2 separate regions of the Mus musculus genome follow, and region 1 is linked to region 2. Evidence: chromatin loops called from intact Hi-C (ENCODE). Cell type or tissue: left cerebral cortex. All regions are shown on one strand. Links, peaks and the distances in the headings refer to the core of each region. The heading gives the core; the rest is flanking DNA. Region 1 has its middle 59 kb from the start of Lipi. Region 2 has its middle 38 kb from the start of Gm30116.

Evidence for each region. Hi-C counts contacts between places; a loop is a spot of excess contacts. Peaks named below come from ENCODE experiments on the same cell type or tissue, not always from the same donor. Only the 100,000 strongest peaks of a DNase experiment are listed, where the experiment ranks them.
Region 1: a loop joins it to region 2, with 4 times the contacts of the local background. A loop is called at or near these places in 9 of 42 quality-filtered maps.

The regions. Positions count from the first base shown.
Region 1 is chr16:75,520,941-75,533,202 of GRCm38, forward strand. No RefSeq gene overlaps it. Among named protein-coding and RNA genes, the nearest start is that of Lipi, 59 kb to the right of the region's middle. In left cerebral cortex, for the core only: no CTCF peak of the experiment used is centred there; no DNase peak of the experiment used is centred there.
Region 2 is chr16:75,348,401-75,360,662 of GRCm38, forward strand. It overlaps a transcript of Robo2 not described here. Among named protein-coding and RNA genes, the nearest start is that of Gm30116, 38 kb to the right of the region's middle. In left cerebral cortex, for the core only: no CTCF peak of the experiment used is centred there; a DNase peak (open chromatin) is centred at 5,256.

The DNA.
Region 1 (12,262 bases), core at 2,663-10,662, 170 kb after region 2:
ATGAACTTTACAAACATAGGTCATTTCAACGTAAACATATTTCTTCTGAAGCATTTCAATGCCGGAATATGACTGAGTAGATAAATGCTTACTTTTTGTTAAGTAGTTAGCTATTGTTGTCAGGAGGGATGCTAAACGGGTTTTCTAATGTATGAGAAATGAGCAATGCCAGGCTGGGATGTTTTGTAGCCTAGGCCTTGGGAGTTTAGGATGCATACTCTAATGGTTTTATAATGTCCACATAGGCAAACAGATGTTCCTGAGAACATGGGCTGTTAATAAGCAAAAATAAGACTAAAATTCTTAAAAACCTTATTATAAAGCCTATTCTTGATACACATCCTGTTTTGAAGACAACTTTGCCTATACTGTTAAGTATAGACACCTATGCAAGAAATAAAGCTACTCAAAAATCAACCTGCAGACAACCTGAGGCTTGCAATCCTTCCAGTCACTGTCTAGTGATAGTACCAGATGATAAAGTATAATTAGAAAACTTAATAGTATCCTTGAACCTTTGCAATCTCATTAACCAGGTCATCCTTGCTCCCAGGCTTCATTAGTCCTTCTCTGGGGTTAAAATAAAACATTTGATAGAAACTCCAGATAAACAAATTAGTCGTAGCGTTTACTGGAGGTATTTTTGTGACCTCCCAAGGACTATTTGGAGATTCCATTAGCTACATAGTAGCACACTATAACTAATCATAGATGACAAGAAGTTTAAAATCACTACAAAGTTCAAGCCAATGGCAACATGATTCCGGATTTTTGTTAACCTGGAATACATAGTTAGCTCAAGAGGTGAAATAAAAAAAAATCACTTTAGCTGTTAGTGAAAACCAAATAACTTTATAAACTATTGTTCTTCTTCTACTATTAAAAATCAGTGAAATCTGCAATTATGGAACATTACAGAAAGGTTAAAGATGAGAACACACGCAGTCTATCTACAGGACACCTCAGCCATTTAGGTTAATGAAATGTCTATGAAAGCCATATTAATTAGCAAGTTCCCAGGACTCCAGCACTTACTTTATAAATGCCACGGTATACAGCACAGAACTCATTCAGTCTTTTGTCTATTGTCTGAGTAGTGACCTCTATGTTATGAAGTTGTATATTCTTCTGGAAGTCCTTCAACAGGCAGATTACCATCTAGCTCTGTGGCCTTATGATTACAGAGAAATAATAGAATTGCCTAACTTTTGGAAAAGATAATTTTTAAATGTTCAAAGCATGAATATACAGCTTGCTACAAGATGGCAGATATTTTGCCATGCCTTTCTCTTTGCCGTCATTTTTTTTTGTCCAAACATTCTTCATAGAAAAGTGAGAATTCTGATCACCAAAATCAAACTTAAGGCAGATATTTTTTAAAAAGAGGAGCAAAGTAATATATGACAGCGAATACATTGCATAGGTAGGAAGACCAGTAAAAATGAATGTAGTTCACAGTTTTTTAAAAAGGATAAAATTAGAATAGCAATCGTTTCTAATATGAACTTAACTGTCTACTCAGTGTAAAGAACAAAAATTACCAGCAAAACTTGGTTAATCTCTCCCACTTCCATCAGCTAAAATGGAATCTGTCTATGATAACCTTAATTCTTCCACAATTGTAGGAACATCTGAGGAGCAGAGCTTACATTTCACATGCATACTTAGCTATGAGGAAAATTAAGAATGCATTCCTTTGTCCTAGATATTTCAGACACATTCAGAATTTGGAAGTCTCCAAATATAGAGATTTTTTTCCCCTAAATTTTATAAATGGGGTTTCAATCATAAATTGACAGAGTAGTCCAAATTCATTGATTTCAAAGGCAAAAACCAAGACCTCATTAAAAAGTAGAAACCACATTACGTAGTACCAGCAACTGTTAGAAGGCAGAATGTCAGAGTGTCTGAGGCATGATGGAGATATCTTTGAAGGAAACTTATGGAACTGGTTTCAGTGTTTGGATGCAACTTTGCACCAGATGACACTCCATTCTGGGAGACACGAGAAGTCTTCAGATGAGACAGGACATCTTACAAGCTCAAGAAATTAGAGCAGAGATTGAGTAGACAGAACTACCAATCTGAGGAATGGAGAGAAATGGGATGGAATCCAATGGAAGTGCATATCACACCAGGAATGAATCAGAGTAGAGCCAAGAACCAAAGGTAAACTCCATCTGGAAATACGTGAAGTCTCTAAACTGCGCCTGCAGACAAGATTCCACCTATCCATGTAGAAATCAGATCATTTGCTTCTGTGAGAACATTGCCACCATTTGAAATTACTTTTTATTTCACATAGACTTGATAACAGTAAAAGTACACTCTTTTTTTTTTAAAGCTCAATGTTGAGCTGCCTACAATATCAAGACAATTTTCACGGAATATTAACACAGAGAACATTTTAAAAACCTACTTTAGGGCAAGCAAGATGACACAGTGAGGAAGGATGCTTAGTGCTAAATACAGTGACCTGAGTTCGATTCACAAGACACAAATGAAGAGAGAACCAGCTCCCACAAGTCATCCTCTGACCCCACAGCGGCACCTACTCACAAGCACACGCATAAATAAATGTTTTAAAATACCCTCATATAAGATTATAATTAAAGATAAAAATTGACACTGGGTTTAATACGCAAATTAAACTATAGAACTGTCTCCAGCACCCCTCCATTTTGCAGTATGTATACTTCATTTCCATGAACTAATACTTAAACTTGCTAGTTTGAGAAACTGTCATGTGAATAGTTCCTGTAGGTGGAACAATAATATGAACTAATCAGTAACCCCTCCCCCCAGCTCGTGTCTCTAGCTGCATATGTAGCAGAAGATGGCGTAGTCGGCCATCATTGGGAAGAGAGGCCCCTTGGTCTTGCAAACTTTATATGCCTCAGTACAGGGGAACACCAGGGCCAAGAAGTGGGAGTGAGTGGGTAGGGGAGTTTGGGGGGGGGGGTATGGGGGACTTTTGGGATAGCATTGGAAATGTAAATGAGGAAAATACCTAATAAAAATATTTTTAAAAAAACTGCAGGGACAAAAATGGGGAAGAGACTAAGGAAAAGGAGGTACAATGACTGGCTCAACTTAGGATCTGTCTCAAGGGGAGGCTCCAAGTCCTGACAGTATTACTGATGCTGTAGTGTGATTATAGACAGGAGTCTAGCATGGTTGCCCTCTGAGAGGCCCAGCAAGCAGCTAACTGAGACAGACATAGATACTTACACCCAACCAATCAACAGAAGCCAGGGACCCCTGTGGTTGATTTAGAGAAAGGCTAGAAGAAGCTGAGGAAGAGGAAGAGCCCATAGGAAAACCAACAATCTCAACTAAACTGTATGCCCAAGATCTCTCAGACATTGAACCACCAAACAAGTAGCACACACAAGCTAGTCTGAGACCCCCAATACATACATAGCAGAAGACTCCCTGGTCTGGCCTCAGTGAAAGAAGATGCACCTAACCTTTGAGAGACATGAGGCCCCAGGGAGTAAGGAGGTCTGGTGGGGTGGGGGTAGGGATGGTGACACCCTCTTGGAGACAGGGGGAGGAGGAATGGGATGAGGAACTGTGAGAAAGTGGAACAGGAAGGGGATAACAACTGGAATGTAAAAAAAAAAAGATTAAAGTTAGTAATAATGAAGGAGGAGGAAGAAGGAGAAGAAGGAGGGGGAGGAAGAGAAAGAAGAAGGAGAAGGAAGAGGAAGAAGAGAAGGAGAAATAGTAACAGCAAAATACAAATAAAGGACTAAAAGCTTTAAAAAAAACAAACTGTTATGTTTACATTTAAAATATTTTGAAGTCTCTGAGGGAAGAGTTTTAAGAGGGGGGAATTTCCTTCTATTTTGTCATTACCCTAAATCTCTCCTCTTACTCTACTGCTGAAGATGTATTACTGTCAGATGAATTAGGTTAATGGCAAGGAGAGGCACACTATTACCGATCAGTATGAGCCAATGTTTTGGGGAGTGCTTTTAGCTTTGTGGCTTACATTGTGTCAGCTAAAATCTCAGAGTCAAGTTTCAGCAAAAGAGGTATGAACTATCTAAAGACTAATGGCAATAAGTCTATATTAGTGTTTTAAAGTAAGTATCACCAACTTCCAAAGATACAATGAGTTAAAAGGTCTTAATAGACATATTTCTGTATTTGATCTGAATAAAAATTAACTTCTGTGACAGTGTTTGTTAAATACAAATGAAGATAAAAAACATCCCACATATAGATATAACAGTCTACAGAACACAGAACATTCTTCCATAGAGGAAATGCTATGAATGTGTTGTGCTTCGGTTGATTTAAAAAGAGATATGCCAGGACAAGGAAGCGGGAGTGGTTGGGTTGGTGAGCAGGGGCGGGGCATGGGATAGGAGGTATTTGGGGGGTGGGCAGGAAAGGGGATAACATTTGAATTGTAAAAAAAAAAAGAAAGAAAGTATCTAATAAGAGAGAGAGAGGAGAGAGAAGGGGAGACAGGCAGAGAGAGAGAGAGAGAGAGAGAGAGGGAGAGAGAGGGGAGAGAGAGAGAGAGAGAGAGAGAGAGAGAGAGAGAGAGAGAGAGAGAGATGAGTCTGGGAAGTCTAAGCAACTCCCAAAACAATAGGTGATTGGTGATGTCTTTAGTCTCCTTGCAGAATTTTAAGGTAAGTACCTATCTCAGAAAACACCACATATCCAGATATTGGACTTTAAGGATTCCTGTTAAAGATGACCTCAAAACCACCCCCTACCCCAAGAACCAGGTTTCATCGTATTGGAAGTTGCTATGCAAGTTGCCAATGGAGAAAAGCAATTGATAGTCCTATCCAGCTGTGATGTCTACAAAGCAAAACAATGACCACTGTAGCAAGATATCCTCAGAAGTGCAACAGTGGTCATTACACCTTGGCAGTAGCTGATAACTCTCTAACAGAATTTAAGACCCACTCAAAACGAGGTAATTAATCCATATCTGGTTCCCTAAACCTAGCAGATGAAACCATAAAGCCTGGAGGAGAGAGCCTACTACTGTCACTTTTCCAAACCAGCATCATCTTTAACTGCATTACTAATACTTTTTCTTAGACACACAGATGAGTATAGCCTACATTCCTTAGCAAGGAAACTTTATTTTGTAACAAATAGAGATTGCAGAAAACCATAACTAGTCAAAATGCAGAGACCAAATAAATGCGGAGTAGCCAGTCCCAACTGATACATTCATTATATAACTTCTACACGTAAGCCTCAAGGAACATTGCAAAAGAGCTGGGCAGAGTACTGTAACAGCTATATCACCAGGATTTCTGCTGCAAGATAGTCTCTTTTATGTTATGACAGGGAAGCTTTAACTATGAAATCTCAACAATTGTTGCCTAAACATGACATGAGAAATGCCAATCCTAGTGGACATGCTAATGTAAATGGGGAAAATCTCTCAAAGAGCTTTATCTATATGAAGAGTTATCATCAATCAATGATTCTGGATGAAGGGAAAACCACTCTTCCTCGGGAATAAGAACCCTGGTTGATTATCCAGTATCAAGGGACAGCCATAAAAACTCATCAAGCAACATGAAATGGACTCAGGCATTTGTATTCGTAGGCACATGTGCGTGTGCGTATGTGTGTGTCTGTGCGTGTCTGTATGTGTAATAACAAGGAAAACGATGTCATGTATTTGAGAGTAAGAGAGAGGTACAACAAGAATAGGAGGGAAAATTGTGAGTTCAAAAATACAAATTTAAAAATTTGAAAAATAAAAAAGTACATCTAATAAACAGTTTTTAATCATTCTGTCACCTGCCTCTTCACTCAAGTGTTGATTTTTTTGTTTGTTTGTTTGTTTTACAGAAACTTACAGTGTTTTGGTGTAAGGTCCCATTAATTAGTTAATTTTATTTATTTTCATATTTATTTTGCTATTTTGTGTTAATTGAGGTTTAGCCTACATGCATATGTATACAATGTACATGACCAATGCCCATGAGGGTGAGCATCAGATCCCCTGAGACTAGAGCTGCAAACAATTTATAGTCACCATGCAGCTACTGGGAATCAAACATTGGTGGTCTGCAAGAGTAACATGTGCTGTTATGTGCTGAGCCAAGTCTCCAGTCCCTAATTCTTGGACTTAAAGCCTGTGTCCTTCTCACAAAGGTCTTTCCTGTGCCAATATGTTCAAACATATTCCCTACTTTCTCTTCTATCTGATTCACAGGACCAAGTGTTAGGTTAGATCCTTGACCCAGTCTGGGTAAAATTCCGTGCAGGGTGAGAGAGAAGTCTTGAGTTTCATCCTTCTGCATGTACCTACTTAGTTTGAGTGGCATCCTTTGTTGGAGATGCCATGTAAAATGAACTACAAATGCTCTCTGAGAGCTCCCCTGTAGGATTGTCTCACTTTACTTTCTGATACTGAGATGAAACATTCTGGCCTAAAACGAGTTGGAGTTGAAAGGCTTAATTTGTCTTCAGTGTCCCATTCGCAGGCCACCGGGAGTGGAAATCAAGGCAGGAACTCAAGGCAAGAAGCTGGGGCCAGGAACTGAAGCAAAGTTCATGGAAGAATGATGCATACTAGCTTAGCCTCTGCTTACTCACCTTGCTTTCTTATGTAACCTAGCAAAACCTGTCCAGAAAGACATTTTTCTACAGCTTGCTTAAACAGTCATCTTCTCAGCCAAATTTCCCTCTTCCCAGGTGACCCTAGCTTGTGTCAAGGCGAGGAAAGGCTAATTAATGCAGACATTGTTGTAAGTTAATTGATGTGGGAAGCCTTACACACCATGGGGAGCACCATTTCCGGGCTTTAGAGCTGGGACTGTACGGAATAAGAGAATGTAAGCTAAGCACTAGAATGAGCACAATCATCGCTCTCTTTGTCTAACTGTGAAGGTAATACAGAGAGCAGCTTCAAGAGCTCCTGCCTTTCCTGGTCTTGACTCTAACCTGTAAAAACGGGAACTGGGAGCTGGAAGGTATAAGGCAGCTAAAAGGCTATTACCACATCATCGACCCCTTTCATTATTCAATCTAGTGATTTCTAAACCATGGATCTCTTTGTAATCAAAACACACACTTACACATCATTCACATGAATAGCCACACTCAAACCCTGACATTTTATTGTGAATTCACAACAGGTTGAGTTAGAGTTTTTAATTTGAACTTTTCTCGGTATTTTGGCCCATTTTCAGTTTCTTCATATTTTAATTTTTTTTCTATGTGAGAGCCAATTTTGACTATAGAGTTAATTTATAACTGCTATGTGTACACAAGCTGCCCATTTGACTAAGCAACAATGATTATGCTTTTCTGTAATGGGCTAGAATTGGAAGAACAGCAACAATGACCAGAAGTCTACCAACTAAATAACAGCTACAGCTGTTCTTCCCTTATTGAAATGTTAAGGGTGAGGTTGACTCATCCAGGTCTAAAAGAAAATGCAGCCCCAACACTTAGTCTATATGAATTCCTTCACTTAAAACCGAATCCTATAACTACACCACAGAGATACATAGTCAAAGCAATTTTTAGGTGAGGACTGCTCAACTATTAGAAACTATAGATATTTTTCAACTTGGTTCAAAAATATTTCTTTTTGAGATTGTACATTTAAAAATCCTTCAGCCATAAACTGAAAATTCTATATAATTAATTTCAAATTAATTTCAGTTCCTGAAATGATAGCTAGTGATACATGCTTTATTGTACAGAATACAATATTATATATATAGAGAGAAACATATATATAGAAATATATATGAGATTTATAGATATAATATGAACAGCTATTCCTTAGAGCTTTAATCAATTCATTTTTCTAGTTTGAATTCAGAATTGCCCACAGTGACCAGTGCTAAATTATTTCTTTCAGAACCAATTTATGCTATCATGCTGACATACTTTCCAGAGTCTACTACTAATTTATGTTTTAACCTTCTGCCTTCAGATCTTGCAGTGACGAGGAATTTAATAGATCCTCCCCTGGCACAAAGTCAATTTAATGAAGCTCAAAGAATACATGGAAATGGTTATATTTTAGAGTAGAAAATGATCAGTACCATGATTTTATCATCAGGAGATAAAATGTGGTTTTCAATCTTTAAAAGTTTAATAAATTCAAATCTACCTTACATGGAGATTAGCTATCTCTACGATAACAATGTTAGCAGCAAAGAACACAATTTGGTAAATATTTCCTTCTTGTTCAATGGCTTTGATATTTCCCATCACTAGATAAGTTGATAAAGGCAAAGCTTACTTTCCTTGTCTAGTTTCAAGACTGAGAACTGTCAAGAGGGGCTGTTAATTAGGCACCAATTGATGTCCACTTTGCTTTTTATTGCTGCCATAAAGACCATGACCAAAAGCAACTTAGACAGGAAACAGTTTACGGTAACATTCAACTCATGGTCAATCATGAAGGGAAATGAGTACAAGAAGTGAAACAGGCCATGGAGGGATGCAACCTACTGCCTTTCTGGCTTGGTCTCCAGACTCCCATTTAGCTGCCTCTCATATACCTCCCAAGATCACCTGCCCAGAAAGCAAACTACCCTCAGTAGGCTAGACCCTCACAATCAATTATCAAATATGAAAGTACTCTACAGCCCACAAGATAATCTCATCATTTGAGATGCCTTCTTCCCAGATGACCCAATTTTGTGTCAGGTTGAAAAATAATTAAAATAATATAAAAATAATATAAAATGCACATGGCCAGTACATTATCAATTCAATTTCTTTCATTCTTTTTTCCAGTATCAACCTAAATTCTAGGAGAGAAAGACATTTGTAACAGGTGAAATGAAACAACAGGTATCAACACACAAGATAGACATAGGTAGTGTACTGGTTGGTTTTGTGTGTCAATTTGACACAGGCTGGAGGTATCACAGAGAAAGGAGCTTCAATTGAGGAAATGCCTCCATGAGATCCAACTGTAATCTCAATTAGTGATCAAGGAGGGAGGGCCCCTTGTGGGTGGCACCATCTCTGGGCTGGTAGTCTTTGGTTCTATAAGAGAGCAGGCTGAACAAGCCAGGGGAAGCAAGCCAGTAAGTAACATCCCTCCATGGCCTCTGCATCGGCTCCTGCTTTCTGACCTGCTTGAGTCCAGTCCTGACTTCCTTTGGTGATGAACAGCACTATGGAAGTGTAAGCTGAATAAACCCTTTCCTCCCCAATTTGTTTTTGGTCATGATGTTTGTTCAGGAATAGAAACCCTGACTAAGACAGGTAGCTTATTGTCTTTGATTATTAGTTCATACAAAGTTCTGATCTAGACCCACAATCACGAAGCTTCTTCAGTTATGCCAGGTCTACAATGCTCAGCTTCCTAGTTATAGGTCTGCAGGGTTATGATGCTACCATGTCTTAATCTGAGACCACAAAGTCTTTACCTTTGACCAGAATACTTATATCAGGTTAATCATTTCTTCTTTATAACCTGGTTATGGAAACCTCTTTTGTCTGAAGGTTTTGATTTTTATAACTGCACTTTTTACAAATCCCTAGCTGAAAGATAACTGTTCTCAACATTCCTCAGGCTCACTGAAAAATGAGGAGAAGTATCAAGCATCAGTTGCTATGTTATCTTGGTTTCTGCTCCATGGTTTTATTTTCTTTCTCATCTATCTGACTGAAGAAATCAAAGGAAAGTACAACGACATACTGATTTCTAAAATATCTTAATTTTGACGTAGGCTTTACAACTCAAATATCTGAAAAAAAATATTGGGTTTATGACTTGAAACTCAGAGGAAACCACACAGAAGAATTCAAGCAATAACCTTGAGGGCAATGCTGCAGCGATTAGAACTGATATATTAAACCCTTTACAGAACACCAAGTCAGAAACAAAAAATAACTGGAAGAGGCGCTTACCTACTAGAAGATTGAAGTCATTTCAAAGTTGAAAGTTGTACAGAGATAGATCACAGGGCTAGAAGCAAAGAGGCTAGCCCCAGGATTACACCTAGGATAAATCTGTCAGGAATGACAGAGAGGAGTCCCTCTTACCTGCCTTCTGCCTAGCCGTCTGTGGTAGCTCATAACTTTAATCATGAACAGTGAAAAGCTGAGAGACAAGACAGCTGCTATGAAACTAGCCTGTACTACAATGTGAGATCCTATTGGAAAACAAAAGAAAAACACTGGTGATTTGTCTGCCTCGAGTTAAAATCAGCCCGAACAACATCACCTTCCCCAGGAACCCAACTGCAGACTAGACAATGCAATGAACGTATAAACTGTGAGAAGGATTTGGGTTGCCTGAGCTTGGCCAGCAATTACTACCTTGCAACACACACCTGGGGGTCCCTGACACCACGGAATGCTGGGCACCAGCCTTGCAATTTCCAAATTTAGGAAGTGCCAGTTCAAGCTACTTCTGAACATGTGGTTGACTTCTGCAGTGCTGCCTCTGCAGGACTATGGACAGTCATTGGTGAGGAAGTGACCAGAAACTTCCGAGAGTTCCTGGCAAATCTAAGAGATCATGACCAGGAAAAGTGACCATTCATACCCTGAAACCACGTCTTGGAAGCGCTGTATTCTATGACGTTTAAAAGGCTGAAAACCAGAACTGCAATTCTAACTTGCCCTGTAATGTCTGCTAGATTTGAATTGGAGTTAGATCAGAGATGCATTCACAGATAAATATATTTACCTGGGTACCTTGATACACTCAGTGTACTGAGCATGACTTTCTCCAAAGACATTTTAAAACCTCAACCTACGGAGGGGAGTGAGACCTTCCATCTCTGGTTTAGCCTATGTATCAATCATTTAGATTAGCAGTGATATAAAGATAAAAGCTTGCAGAGAGCAAAATACTTGCTCAACAACCATGGATTGTCACGTCAGTATTTAGTTTTAGATTAACTACCTGGAAATTCCAAACAGAAAACAAATAGCAGGAGCAAAAGAAGCCTGTTCAAGCCCTACAGTTGTGAAGAAATTTCCTTTAAAAGACTGCCCTCTTGTGACAATGTGTTATATTTTACTAGTAAAAGTATGTGATTCCCTTCACAATCTAACTCACAATACCTTAACAAGTAAAATCATAGCATAGTTTAGAGTTAAAGCAGAAAAATACCTGGGGCCTTTTTTGTGTTTTTTTTTAATCACCATTTAATTTTCAGTAGATATTTCAGGAAACTTAATGTTTAAAATCTTATTATGTAGGTAGTTTGATGTTTAGATTTGGTAAAATATACTACTTGTACTGGCTGGTTTTGTGTGTCAAGTTGACACAAGCTGGAGTTATTACAGAGAAAGGAGCCTCCCTTGAAGAAATGCCTCCACGAGATCCAGCTATAGGGCACTTTCTCAATTAGTGATGGGAGGGGGGGCATTGTGGGTGGGACCATCTCTCTGGGCTGGTAGTCTTGTTTCTATAAGAGAGCAAGCTAAGTAAACCAGGGGAATCAAGCCAGTAAGTAACATCCCTCCATGGCTTCTGCATCAGCCATGACCTACTTGAGTTCAAGTCCTGCCTTCCTTTGGTGATGAACAGCAATGCGGGAGTATAAGCTGAAAAAAATCCTTTCCTCCCCAGTTTGCTTCTTGGTTATGGTGTTTATGCAGGAATAGAAACCCTAAGACACAACTCATCTCCATCGTTAGAGAAATTAAAGATAACTTCATATTCAAGAGTCAAGTCATGTCAAACAGGTCGTAGCTTACATTCCTGTAGATAGAAATGTCACTGCAGGACAGAAGCCTGTGTTCATCAGCCAGTCTCTCTCTTCAAATGGCAGACAGAACACAGCCTCTGGCTTTAAACAGCTTTTGGTCTAAGGCTTGCGGTGACACATGGAAAGAAAGCACCACCATGCATGTGTTATGACACAGGCATATGTATCACACCTAAAGGCATGAATGAGAACCAAGGGAAGTGACCAGAGGAAGGTAACATAGGAGACCCTTTTAAAATAGGTGAAGCAGAGAATGACATAAGGGAGGCCACTGGCAGGTAGCCAGTGTGGTCAAGCTCCGGAAGTACTGTCCCTGCTTAGACTTTGCTCAGTGGGACTATGGTCTGCCAATAGATGTGTCCTTAGTGACTGAAATATCCTCCCCAGTTTCTACAAGTGTTGGATACTGACTCTGGCAATGAATCTCCCACCCAAGGGATGTCTCCTCACATCAGTCAACAGCCTATCTAACAGGGACATCACACAGTCAATATGGAGAAAGCATGCTTAGTATCCTTGCCTCGATTTGAGGTGCTTTTGGTGTACTCATTGAAATTCCCATGGGGAAGCTG
Region 2 (12,262 bases), core at 1,310-9,309:
GCTATTGCTACTTTCTTCATATACTCATGGCTGCATTAATTACAGAAGCCAACGTACTGGTCACTATGCATTTCTATTCCTTACGTTATTTCTTAGCCATATAAGATTAGCATACAACTTAGCACACTTTCTTGGTTAGGATATATGTTGCCTTATATGTGATACACGGTGGGTTTCTTCAAATGAGAGTGTTAAGTGATGACTAGCAAACATAATGACTGGAAGGAAATTATCTTGAGATCAGCACAGAGGGAAGGGATGGAGAAACACAATGGTTTGAATGGAGCAAGTGGGCCACACGCAGCCTGTGGGTGTGTGGAGCCAGAATGCCACTTCATAACTGTACTAGGATCAATCCAAATGGAAGTAGTTCACTCTAGAACAGTATTTCTCAGTCTTGCTAATGCTATGAACTGTTAAGAAAATCCCTCCTATTATGATGACTCTCCAACGTTAAAATTATTTTCATTTATATTTCATAACTGTTATAAAATTTACAGTTACAAATAGTAATGCAAATATCTATGCTTTTTGATGGTCTTAGGCAACCCCTGTGAAAAGGTCATTAGATCCCAAAAAGGTCATGACCCACAGATAAGAATCACTGCTCAATAAGGAAAGATAAAGGTTTTCAACTGAGGGTATGCTTGAAGACGGTTTGTACCATAGCACCATCATACAGCAGAAACTCAATTTCAGGATATTCTTCATATCCCCAGGGGCACTTTTAGAATGTGCATTTGACCTACCTTTCTACTCACTTTTATATTTATTATGTTATACATGCTTGATTTGTATATAAAGTGTGTGTGTGAAGCTTCACCATTTTCATGGGTGAAGCACATGTCGCTGTGTGTTCATAAACATGCTTATGCATGTACAGTGAGTGCCAGAGTTGATATTAGGTGTCTTCCTCAATCTCCCCCCAATATATTGAGAATGAGTCCATAGCTGACCTGTAACTCACCATTAGTAGGATATAGAGCTTGCCTCGGGGATCTTCCAGTACTGACATCTAAGTGAGTGCTTTGGTTAAAGGTTCCTCACCACAGCCACCTGCTTTTGACATGAGATCAGTATATTAAACTTTGGTCTTCGTGCTTGATGATTGTGGTGGTTTGAATATGCTTGGCCCAAGGAATGGTACTATTAGGAGGTATGGCCTTGTTGGAGTAGGTGTAGCCTTGGTGGAGGAGGAAATGTGGCACTGTGGGGTAGGAAATGATACTGTCCTCCTATCATAATAAAAAATACATTTTGTCCATCTTCCAATGTCCCCATGGTCTATAGCAGTCTAAAAAATTTTTAAAGTACAAATTCTTTTTATTATGCTGTGGCTAGGTATGTCCCCCATAGACTTTTGTTTGAACAGTCTATGGAGGCCAAGGAGTAGAATGTGGTGGTTTGAATATGCTTGGCACTATTAGGAGCTGTGTGGCCTTGTTGGAGTAGGTGTTTCCACGTGGGGTGAAATGTGTCACTGTAGGAATGGGCAATGAGACCCTCCTCCTAACTATGTGCAAACCAGTCTTGTCTTTGTAGCCATCTGCTGAAGATAACACAGTTACAAACAGATAACTGTAATAATAATCAGCATCAGTGTAGAAAAGATTCAAGAATTAAAAAAAAAAAAGATCTACATATAAGCCAACCATGACTACTTGAAATATACTAACAGATATTAGATAACTTTATTAGATAACTTTCTATTCCATACTGCAGAGACATGTGCTTGGCCAAATTCATTGCCAGTACATTTGCTATATCTAAGAAATATTAATAGCCTAGATGGCTGTCATCTGGAGGATGGATAATTAAAAAGAGATATTTATAAGAGAATGGAATTCTATCAAGCTGCACTGAAAGTGAAGGCATGAAATTTGAAGATAAATGGATGGAACTGGAAAATATAGTGAAGGAAGGTAATACAGACCCAGTCAGACAAATTCCATATATTCACCCTTAATTGTGGGTCCTAGTTCTGAATCTTTAGCTCTGAGTACATTAAAGGAAGAAACCTGTAAAGCATGGAAAATAGAAACGGACCACGAGGAAGGAAGCAAGAAGGGACCCTAGAGAGTGGATTAGTAACACAGAGGTGTATGAAGGGAGAAGCCGTGTATTCTCCCTGAAAATTTGGAATAGAAGATAATACAGAAGGAGGAAAGAGAGGCAAAGATATCTAAACAATTTGGAAAAGCCACAGGGGAAAAAAAGTATTTTATAATCTGATTTAAAATACCCATGTAATCAGTGAGTTTGTGCATGCAAATTTTAAATAAAGCTTTTGACCCACAGAAGAGTAATGCTCTCCCAAGAACCATAGACTAACAAATCCCTACATCCTGACATTAGAAGCTTGATGTTAAACTGTTGTTCAGGAACATGCAAAAGACTTCTAAAACAACAGAGACTATTGACTTTGCCTCCCAGAACTTAAAGGTATGACACTATTGAAGACACCACCCATTTCTGAGAGAACACTTGAATAAATCCATCTGGAACTTAGCTGAAATCCTCCTCCCTGAGGACCAACACTCATAATATCAGGTACTGCTATGCCACCTGCTAAGAACGATAGTCAGTCGTTCTGCCTAGCTATAAAGTATATAAACCACAAATAATAATTCACCCAGTAAGATGTCCCAGTAAATGGTAAAACAATGACATGTCGTGGTGATAAACAAGGGGTGTTTAACAACACTTGTGGTCTGATCAAAACCGGGGGGGGGGGAATTCATGCCTAGTTATTTAAACCTAGTCATCTACCCATGGCTGAAGTGGTCATAAACCCTAAAAGAGAACTTACTACAGCTGTTTTCCTAAACAAATAATTTCTAACTGCAAGGTAAACTAAATACTCATCTTTGAACCCACAAATAACCATAACTCCTTTGTGTCATCAAATAATTTTCTGTGTTGTTCTTTCTATAAACAGAGACTATTGCAAACTCCCACAACTGGTCAAAGTAAAGAGTATACATAACTGTAGAGGCCTATCCACGAGTGTCATATCTATAATGTAACTCTTACACCTATATCTTGGAGAACAGAAGAGGCAATGAATGATTCTAAAGAGCCAGAACGAGGACACCAGCTGCTCCATAGTGTTTTCTAGACATGAAAGTGATGCTGAACCCATGAAATTTCAACAATACGGTTGCCTAAACAAAACCTACACAATGGCAATCCCATTGCCATTTAATAGGGGGAATTTCACATACGTTTCTCAACTAGATAAAAAACTATGGGAAATTCATAGCTGCTAAGAGAGGGAGGGAGAATATATCTTCTCAAATGATCCTAAGTATATATAATCCTAAGTGTTCTGCCTTAAACACACATATATGTATAAGAACAACACTTTAGCAATTCAGTAGTGTGTGTGTGTAATAACAAATATAAAAGAGGATATCATTAATTATAAGAGGTGTGTAATAATAATAATAATTAATAATAATAATAGTATCTCATGAATTTGAGAGGCAGTGAGAGCATGCAAAAAGTTGGAATGGACATGGAGTGTGCTAGCTGGTTTTATGTCAACTTGATTCAAGATATAGAGTTATCTGAAAGGAGGGAACCTCAACTGAGAAAATGCTTCTATTAGACCAAGCTGCATAATATTTTCTGGATTGATAAGGAGAGCCCAGCACATTGTGCGTGTTGCCATCCTTGGGCTGGTGTTCCTGGGTTGCCTCAAAGGTATCGCTTTGGAAAAGTGTTAGGACACTGTAATGAATTAAGGGCTTTGACACCAACCCACCCACAAAACTTGCAATCAAAAATAGCCTTTGACCGAGAACAATGCAAGGACAAAGATGAAGCAGAGACTGAAGGGAATGGTCTACCAAAACTCAGTCCTACTTGAAATCCATCCCATGGGCAAGCACCAATCCCTGACATTGTTTGATACTCTGCTATGCTTTCAGACAGGAGCCTAGCTTAACTGTCCTCTTCAAAGATCTACCCAGCAGCTGACTCAAACATGCAGATACCCACAGCTAAATATCAGATGGAGGTCAGCAACTCTTATGGAAGAGCTATGAGAAGAATTGAACCCTGAGAGGGATGGGACCCCTCCAGGGAGACCAACAGAGTCCAATAACATGGACCCCTCAGAGTACTCAGAGACTGAGCCACCAACCAAAGAACATACATGGGCTGGAACAAGGTAACCCTCAGCACATATGCACTAAGTGTGAAAACAACTCTCCATTTCTATTCCCAATACTGGAGTAGAGGCTCTTCCTAAAGCTGTAGCTTGACTGGGTATCATTTTCCCTGCAGGGCTGCCTCGTCTGGCCCCAGTGGGAGAGGATGTGCTTAATCTGGTAGAGATGTGATGAGCCAGAAGAGGGGCCCATTCTTTAAGAGGAGAAGGGGAGAAAGAATGGGAGGAAGGACTCTGTGAGGGGGGACCCGCGAAGGGGCAGCATTATTTGGGGATTATAGATTAATAAATAAATAAATTTAAATAAAAAACTATATCAGCACATCAATAGATGTATGCCTTGGAACACCAACTTGTCAAATGCAGTCCTAACAGACTCCTGAAAGTTAAAGGAGATTGTCTGGTGGATCTTAAACAGTTAGTGGTTTAGTACATGGCATAGGAGAGAAAAATCTAGACTAGCTCTCAATAGACTGAACACATTCAGCTTCTAACCATGCTTCAAGTCTTAATTGTGAAAATAATCATATACTGCTCTGATATTACTGGTATAACCCATACTGAGATAATACTTACAAATCTGCCTTGAGACATACCTAGAATACCTGCCACGGGGAAGACTAACAGAAAGAATCGTAGCATATATACATAAATCCAAAAGACTCTATGTGTTTAGTACCAAACATCGGTCAAGCATTGTTCTCGTAAAAATTCAAAAATGTATATTATAGTAGTCCAGCTGAGGAAGATGGATGAATAATTTAATCCATTAATATATTTATTAAGAGCTTCAAATGTAAAATCATATGGAACTCTAGAAATTGACAGAGGAGATAAAACAATTGCTTCAACATAGCGCAGCCTCATGTGAACTCATGAGTGAGGACCACAGGAAACTAGGAAGGAGTTGTTCTTGGTGACAGTTTCTGGGTGGAGGAAGGCATAAAACCACCAGGGCACTGAAGCCTGATGCTGCAACACAGGGATATGAAATTGCAATGTCTTTTATCTTGACCCAGACTATAATCTGAGAAAACTGCAGACAGTTTGATTGGCTGAGACAGAGCCCAGGAGACAGAATGTAGTGAGTAGGAGGGAAAAACAGGCCAGGTCTATAAATGTCACAGGAAGAAATTTTCACAATGTCACAGGGAAATCCTGCAAGTGCTTTCAAGAGAGACAATGACACATAAGAAAAACTGTGAGTGCTGCTTGTCAACACAAAGTGACAACATGAAGAAAACAGAAGCCACAGTGCTAGATAACTTAGGCTGAGACTGATCTCATCGAAATGAAGGAACAATATATTTCCATTCTGGAAAATTCCAACAAACGAGACTTATTAGTCTTACCGGTTAGCACTGCCCTCTCTGAAATAAGGGACGTTAGGCTTTGCCATTTTTGCTTCTGAATGTATGAATCTGTGGAACTCTACAATCCAATCTATACAACTTCTCATTCACAATTAGTATTTGGGACATGGGTTATCTCAAAAGGACAGCAGAAGGAATAACGACAGAACCTCTCCAGTTCCCCTGCACTGTCCATCTCACCTAAGAGTATATTGAAGTTATATTTTAATCCAAGTATTTATAATCACAAATAAATATCTTTTCCCATGGGAAACTAAATACTGAATGTGAACAAAGACAATTGTTCTTGCACACAGGCGTTCTTCCCCAAGGCCACTGGGAACATTCAGGAATCTGTGCTAACTTTAGTAATAGGAGCTACTGACGCACACGCATACCCCCACTATTAACTGTTTGTCCTATTAGGTTGAATTCATTGATGCAACTTCTGCAATCACAGCTGCCCATTCTTCAACCAGAAGAATCCAACAGAAGTTGTGTGCTGCGAGTTCTGAGGTCTTCGTTCTTATCTTTGGTTGAAGTCTTTGTTTCTCTCTTTTGTCCTAACCTATTTTCCCCCCATGGGACACAACTCCACCTAATGAAATACAGGCTTTGTTTTTTAAAAGGCTAAGCAAAGAGACAAGAGGAGAGGAGAAAAATGAGGAAACTCACAAGAGGGTGAGACATGGGCTCTCTATGTGCTCTAATTTAAAATTCACTGAGTCTGAACAAACCATCTCTAAGCCTTTCCCAGTTGCTATCCCATGGGATGATGATCAGTAAATCAGTTTTGATTCTGAGCCACTGAATCCAGGTATAGTTATTCTACAGCAACAGGTAAACACTGAGTAGTGGTGTGAAGACTTCTACGTGTTTATTGAAGAATCCCAAGTACTAAAGATAGTGACTGGCAGAAAATAACTTGGTAATTCATAAGGACAAAAATGGCATAACATGCCAGATGCAAAAGCAGAAAAGACACAGGCACATTGGCAGGCCGTGAATACCAACGAATAAAGTGAAATCTCTAAGAAACCCTGCTGGTGACCAGTGACTTTGTCAATATACACAAAGGAACTATATACCATACCTGTGAAGGGCATGCGTGGCTATCACAGGTTTCTCAGGTCAGACTAAACAGTACTTCTAAAATATCAGAAAAGAGAATGGATATTGAGTACCCCCCTCATATTTAAAATATCATTCATCCTAAATTGATGTAACTGGAAAAATTAATTCCTTCTAGTATTTTTGTAGTTCAATTTTGTGGTTTTTGAATTTTATTTATTTTACAGTGTTTAAGTGTGTTTTGTGCATATCTTTTTTCCTGTCTGTAATACTTCTACATAAAAAAATGCTTGTATTACCTATAAGAGCATTAACTGAAAGCTGGCTTTCTCTAAATGAATTCTATTATATAATATCACACTGAAGTTTGCCATAGAATTTTGATATGAAGGCTGTAATTAAAAACCCATGGTCTGTTTAAAGATTCCCATATGTAATTATTTGAAACAGAATGCAATAACACTCAAAATGTTGATATATTAAATATCATGAAGATACTAACTTCTACATTTTCAAAACCCTAGGAGGTTTTGATTTATTGGTATTAAATGAACTCAGCTCAATAACATAAATTTGAAATAAAATGTCATTATGATTACTTCTATTTTTATTTCACTCTTTTCAACTTTAAAATTAATAGAACTCTCTCTTTTTTTTCTAACAAACTATCCAAATTACTTAGTACTGACATTCTTTTTCAAAAAGAAACCAACTTCCCTTAAGCCCACATGCTTCTGCTTTGGCCTCCTGGAAACTTAGTGCCCCACTATGCCTCCTAATTTATATGTGTTCTTATTAAGCTTTTATTTCAGACCAAAGTGAACAACTCGGTTCTAACATCTGAGGTCTGAATAACTTGAAAGGAGACCTGTAGGCAAGTGGGTGCCTGAGCTCATAGCACCAATGCCAGGCACCAATTTACCGAACCAGTCTCCAAAACACAGTAATGTTCTCTAATTCCAAATCTAACCAGAATGAAGGACCAGATTCATGTAGCCCAGGACAACAAGCCCACTCTTAATAAGTATCACCCTCAGCCCTTTGTAACTCATATATTTGTTCAGGTTAAAAACAGTTTATAATCATTTAACTTGTATAATATAATAGTACTCTAAACAGTTTAGATTAATTTTAATCAAGCAACATGGCTGCTTTGGCAAGGGATAACATCCAAAGAGCTTCTATGGCTAGGTGATCTGGCAGGAATGCAGACCTGCCCTGATTACAGTATAATCTGGATGGAATATAGACATACCCTTAGTACAAACCTTTAATTCCTATCAATGAAGGTAAGGTTAGTTTATAGAAGGAAACAGCCATGTATGAAAGTGACTTCTAATTAAGGGGAAGATGAGTCAGAGAAAGACAGAATGAGACACAGAAAGGATATGCCCAACTCTAGGGAAAACAGCACAGGATAGAGAGGCTACCAAAGAGCACAGGGAGGCAAAGAGAGATGGTGGTGTGGTGTGTGTGTGTGTGTGTGTGTGTGTGTGTGTGTGTGTGTGTGTGTGTGACAGTTTTAAGAGACCAGTTTTAGAGACAGGTTGCAGAGAGAACAAGTTAGATACAGGTGAAGACAGAATAATAATAATGTTTTCGATAATCAACTGTCATTCTCCATGATCCATCTGTTTTCTGCACTGGCCAGATAGGAGAGTTAAACGGAGATGTGGTGGGAACCACCACCCCTGCATCTTTCAAGTCCTTGATAGTGGCAGTAATTTCTGCAATTCCTCCAGGAATACGATACTGTTTTTGATTCACTATTTTCTTTGGCAGAGGCAACTCTAAAGGTTTCCATTTGGCCTTTCCAACCATAATAGCCCTCACTCTACAGTTCAGGGAACCAATATGAGAATTCTGCCAATTTCTGAGTATATCTATCCCAATTAGACATTCTGGAACTGGGGAAATCACCACAGGATGTGTCCGGGGACCTACTGGACCTACTGTGAGTCGGACATCAGTCAAAACTCCATTAATCACCTGCCCTCCATAAGCCCCTACTTTAACTGGAGGAAATTAGAAGGAGCCCAAAGATTAGCACACATTGCCAAAGTTAATATGAGACCAAGCAGAGCAATTCAGTCAGAAGTCGAGCAAAGCCAGACTGAATCAGTCAGCATGGAAGATTTGATTATATAGAGGCAAGAAGTTTCTAGACTTAAGCCTAGGGATAGAATGGAGAAAGAAACACTCTGGGCTCAGCCCAAGCTGTGTAATCACACAGCTTGGATACCGCTCTCATCTCATCCCTTGGTCTGAGGAATTAAAAGTAACATTTAAATAACAGCTTCTATCTTTGAACGGTTTTTAAGAATTTGGCACAGCAGTGAAATTGCTAATAGTGCCTCTCTCTTCCTCTCTCTCCTCCTCATGTCGCAGACTACAATACCCAGCACTCTGAAATTATTACTCTGAAATTCACACCATCAGAGGTTTTACAGCATATAGTTTAATATGTTCTTCTGACTCTTAACAGGATTACATTTTTCTTGAATTTCACCCAGTGCATCTCTTAGTCCTTTGGAGATTTTCAGTGTCTGTTTAATGACTTCCTAATTCATTGGAAACTTCCTTTACATTCAGCTAATAAGTCCCTGATGACCCAGGAGTTCCATGAATCGCAGTACTTTTTAATGTCTTTATTGCATAGTTGAGAATGATTCTGGTCCTTTTACCTCACACTTAAAAGCTTAATGCCTTTTGGCATATTGGCTACTGTAATCATGTAACTCTTCAAGTTACCTACATCTTCTTTCATTATCCATCTCTTAGGCCTTCCACAAATTCCTAGACCTATCATTTTTCAGGAAACTAGACAGAATTCAGCATCCTGTGGCATTAGTGTCCTTGATCTTTGATTTCTCAGCATCTGTTTGAGTTTAGTTTAATTCGATAGCAGCTGCTGTATCACATCCATGGCTTGTTGTACTTATACTTGGCTTTTGGTGAAATGATTAATTTTTGGCATAAGTTCATTTTAATTAAACACAGAAAACGAAGAAAATCATTTCATCTGGCTAAAGCTATTTTCTTGCCTTTTGTCTTTAAAAGATCTGCTCACAAATTCTCCCCAAATTAATATATATAAAGTTAGTTTTGAATCTGACACCTTGGCTCTTAGGTTTTGTTTGACAAACTAACAGAATGAGGTCATCTGAGGTTCTCAGAAGGAGCACTTTACCCCAGTCTTTCAAAGCATTTCTAAATGAGAATTATTGAGTTTATTAAATAAACATGCATAGTTTTTATTTACATTTCACATAAACATTAAATGAGTTTTTCAAATAAATATATTCCAAATTATTATCTGAAGTTAAGCTACAACTGACCCTAAGTAAATGGAATACTACCTTACTTTTTTGTTTGTTTGTTTGTTTTTTGTTTTGTTTTTCAAGACAGGGTTTCTCTGTATAGCCCTGACTGTCCTGGAACTCACTTTGTAGACCAGGCTGGCCTCGAACTCAGAAATCTGCCTGCCTCTGCCTCCTGCTGGGATTAAAGTCGTGCACCACCACGCCTGGCTACCTTACTTCTTTTTAGCATCTCTAAAACCTTTGCTTAAGAATCTTCTAAAAGACTCATCAATATGTCTTTCAGAAACCAAAAATAACCTGGATAAGACTAAGTTTTACTTCATTGACTTCCATGTATCATAATTTATATATGTGAGTACTCTGCTAGTGCCTTCAGACACACCAGAAGAGGGCTTCGGATCCCATTACAGATGGCTGCAAACTACCATGTGGTAGCTGGGAATTGAACTCAGCACTCCTAGAAGAGCAGTCAGTGCTCTTAACCACTGAGCCATCTCTCCAGCTCTGCCATGTATCATAATTTAAAAAAGAGATGTTGGTGATAGAATTGCTTGAGTATCAACAGTGGCTCAACAGAGCAGTATAAGCCATAGTATAGTAAGTACCCCTTTCAACCATACAAATAATTAACTAACATTATCAGCACATTACACTTCTTCTTTATCACAAGTATTATAATATTGAGAATGCCCTCCTCAGAAGAAAATAAAAATCAAGATTCTGTTTACTAGAAATTTTAAGTTTGATAAATGAGGAAAAAATTAAGGAATTGTATTTTATTTTTAATAGTTTTTATATTAATTGTATATATAATGGTGTACACTGGTGTTCTGCATGCATGCGTGTTTGTACACCCCTTTTGTGCCTGGTGTCCAGACAGGCCAGAGGAGGGTGTTAGATTCCTTGGGTACTGAAGTAATAGGAAAGAGGTGTCATGAGGATATGGAGACTGAATTGGATCTTCTGCAAAGTGCAGCCAGTGTTCCTGATGAGTACATCATCTTTCTAGCCCAGAGAGTGCTATTTTTATAACTTTTGATAACTTGGGACTATTGACTGAGCCAAACTTACTCGTTTACAACTTTTTCTGAAGACATGGAAAAATGTTTCTTCATTTCAGATAGGATACTAAGTAAAGAGCAAGGAAACCGTTAACCCGCGTCTATGTTGGTGAGTCAATGAACTTAGCGGATGCTGTGAGGAGCATGGGTGTCACAGAGGCACCTGTACCACTGTCAAGACTACCCTTCCTTAGGATGTATGATGATTCAGGAATAACGCTTCACTGGAATTCCTTGTAAAATCTAACAGCAGTTCTCCTGGTTCTTCCTCTCCCTCAGGAATAGTCAGCTGTTCATGTAGCCTTGGTAAGGGGCTTGGTGATCTTGTGTTATGAATTTTTTTGAGTCCTGTGCATTTCTTCAGTGTCTTGAGTTTTAATAGCCTCCCACCTCCTTCCAGGAAAGAATCCTCCAATTTGCAGGATATAGCTACAAGACACTTACCTAGTAATTGGCGCTTTCATCATTAAAAACTGCTTAGGCAATGCAAACTACTGAGCGTTAGACATGAAAATTGCTTTTCAGCAAACAGAAAGGTAAATGTGACCCTCAAAAGAAAAAAAAAAAAGGAAAAGCTGACAAAATGAAACATCAGTGCCACAGAATAGCTTCCTAGAACTTGAGACCTTTTCAGTTCTCTCTAAATAATTACTCTCAGTATCACATTGCTATGGTTTGATGATCAGAGTCTCTCTTCTTTGAGCAGTCTCTCAAAACATTAAGCATAGGCCCAGAGACCTCAGCGAGGCTCCCTTAGTATCTGGACCCTTTATTGCCACCAGAAATCAACCAAAGTCTCACCTGAAGAAAGTTTTCTCAGACAACCCCTATGAAAGACTCTTGCCCTTCAAATGTCTGTTATTCTCTCTCAACCTGAAACCATGCCAGGCACATGGAAGTGTGCAGGAAGGCCTTAGGCAGAATGGGTGTCTCTCACAAAGATGGGGGTGGATGTCTCTCACAAAGATGGGGGTAGATGTGTGTGCGTGTTCATCTCTCCCACCCTAGCATGCTCATCACAATACAGGATGAGAGAAATAATTTTCATGTCCTATAAAATGGATGCATTTGACCTTTTAACATTTCTAAAAGGTAGATATTATGCAGACTTTCTAAAAATTACTTCATCAGCTAAAGGTTATTTCTCTCAGAGGAATTCCTTCAAACCCAAACACAAGAGTCAGACAGTATCTATAGGGAGAGCATGAATAATGCTTTAAAAATGTATGCTCAAAAGAGGGGTAATTGAAGTTTTCTTATTAGCATAACAGTGGGGATTCG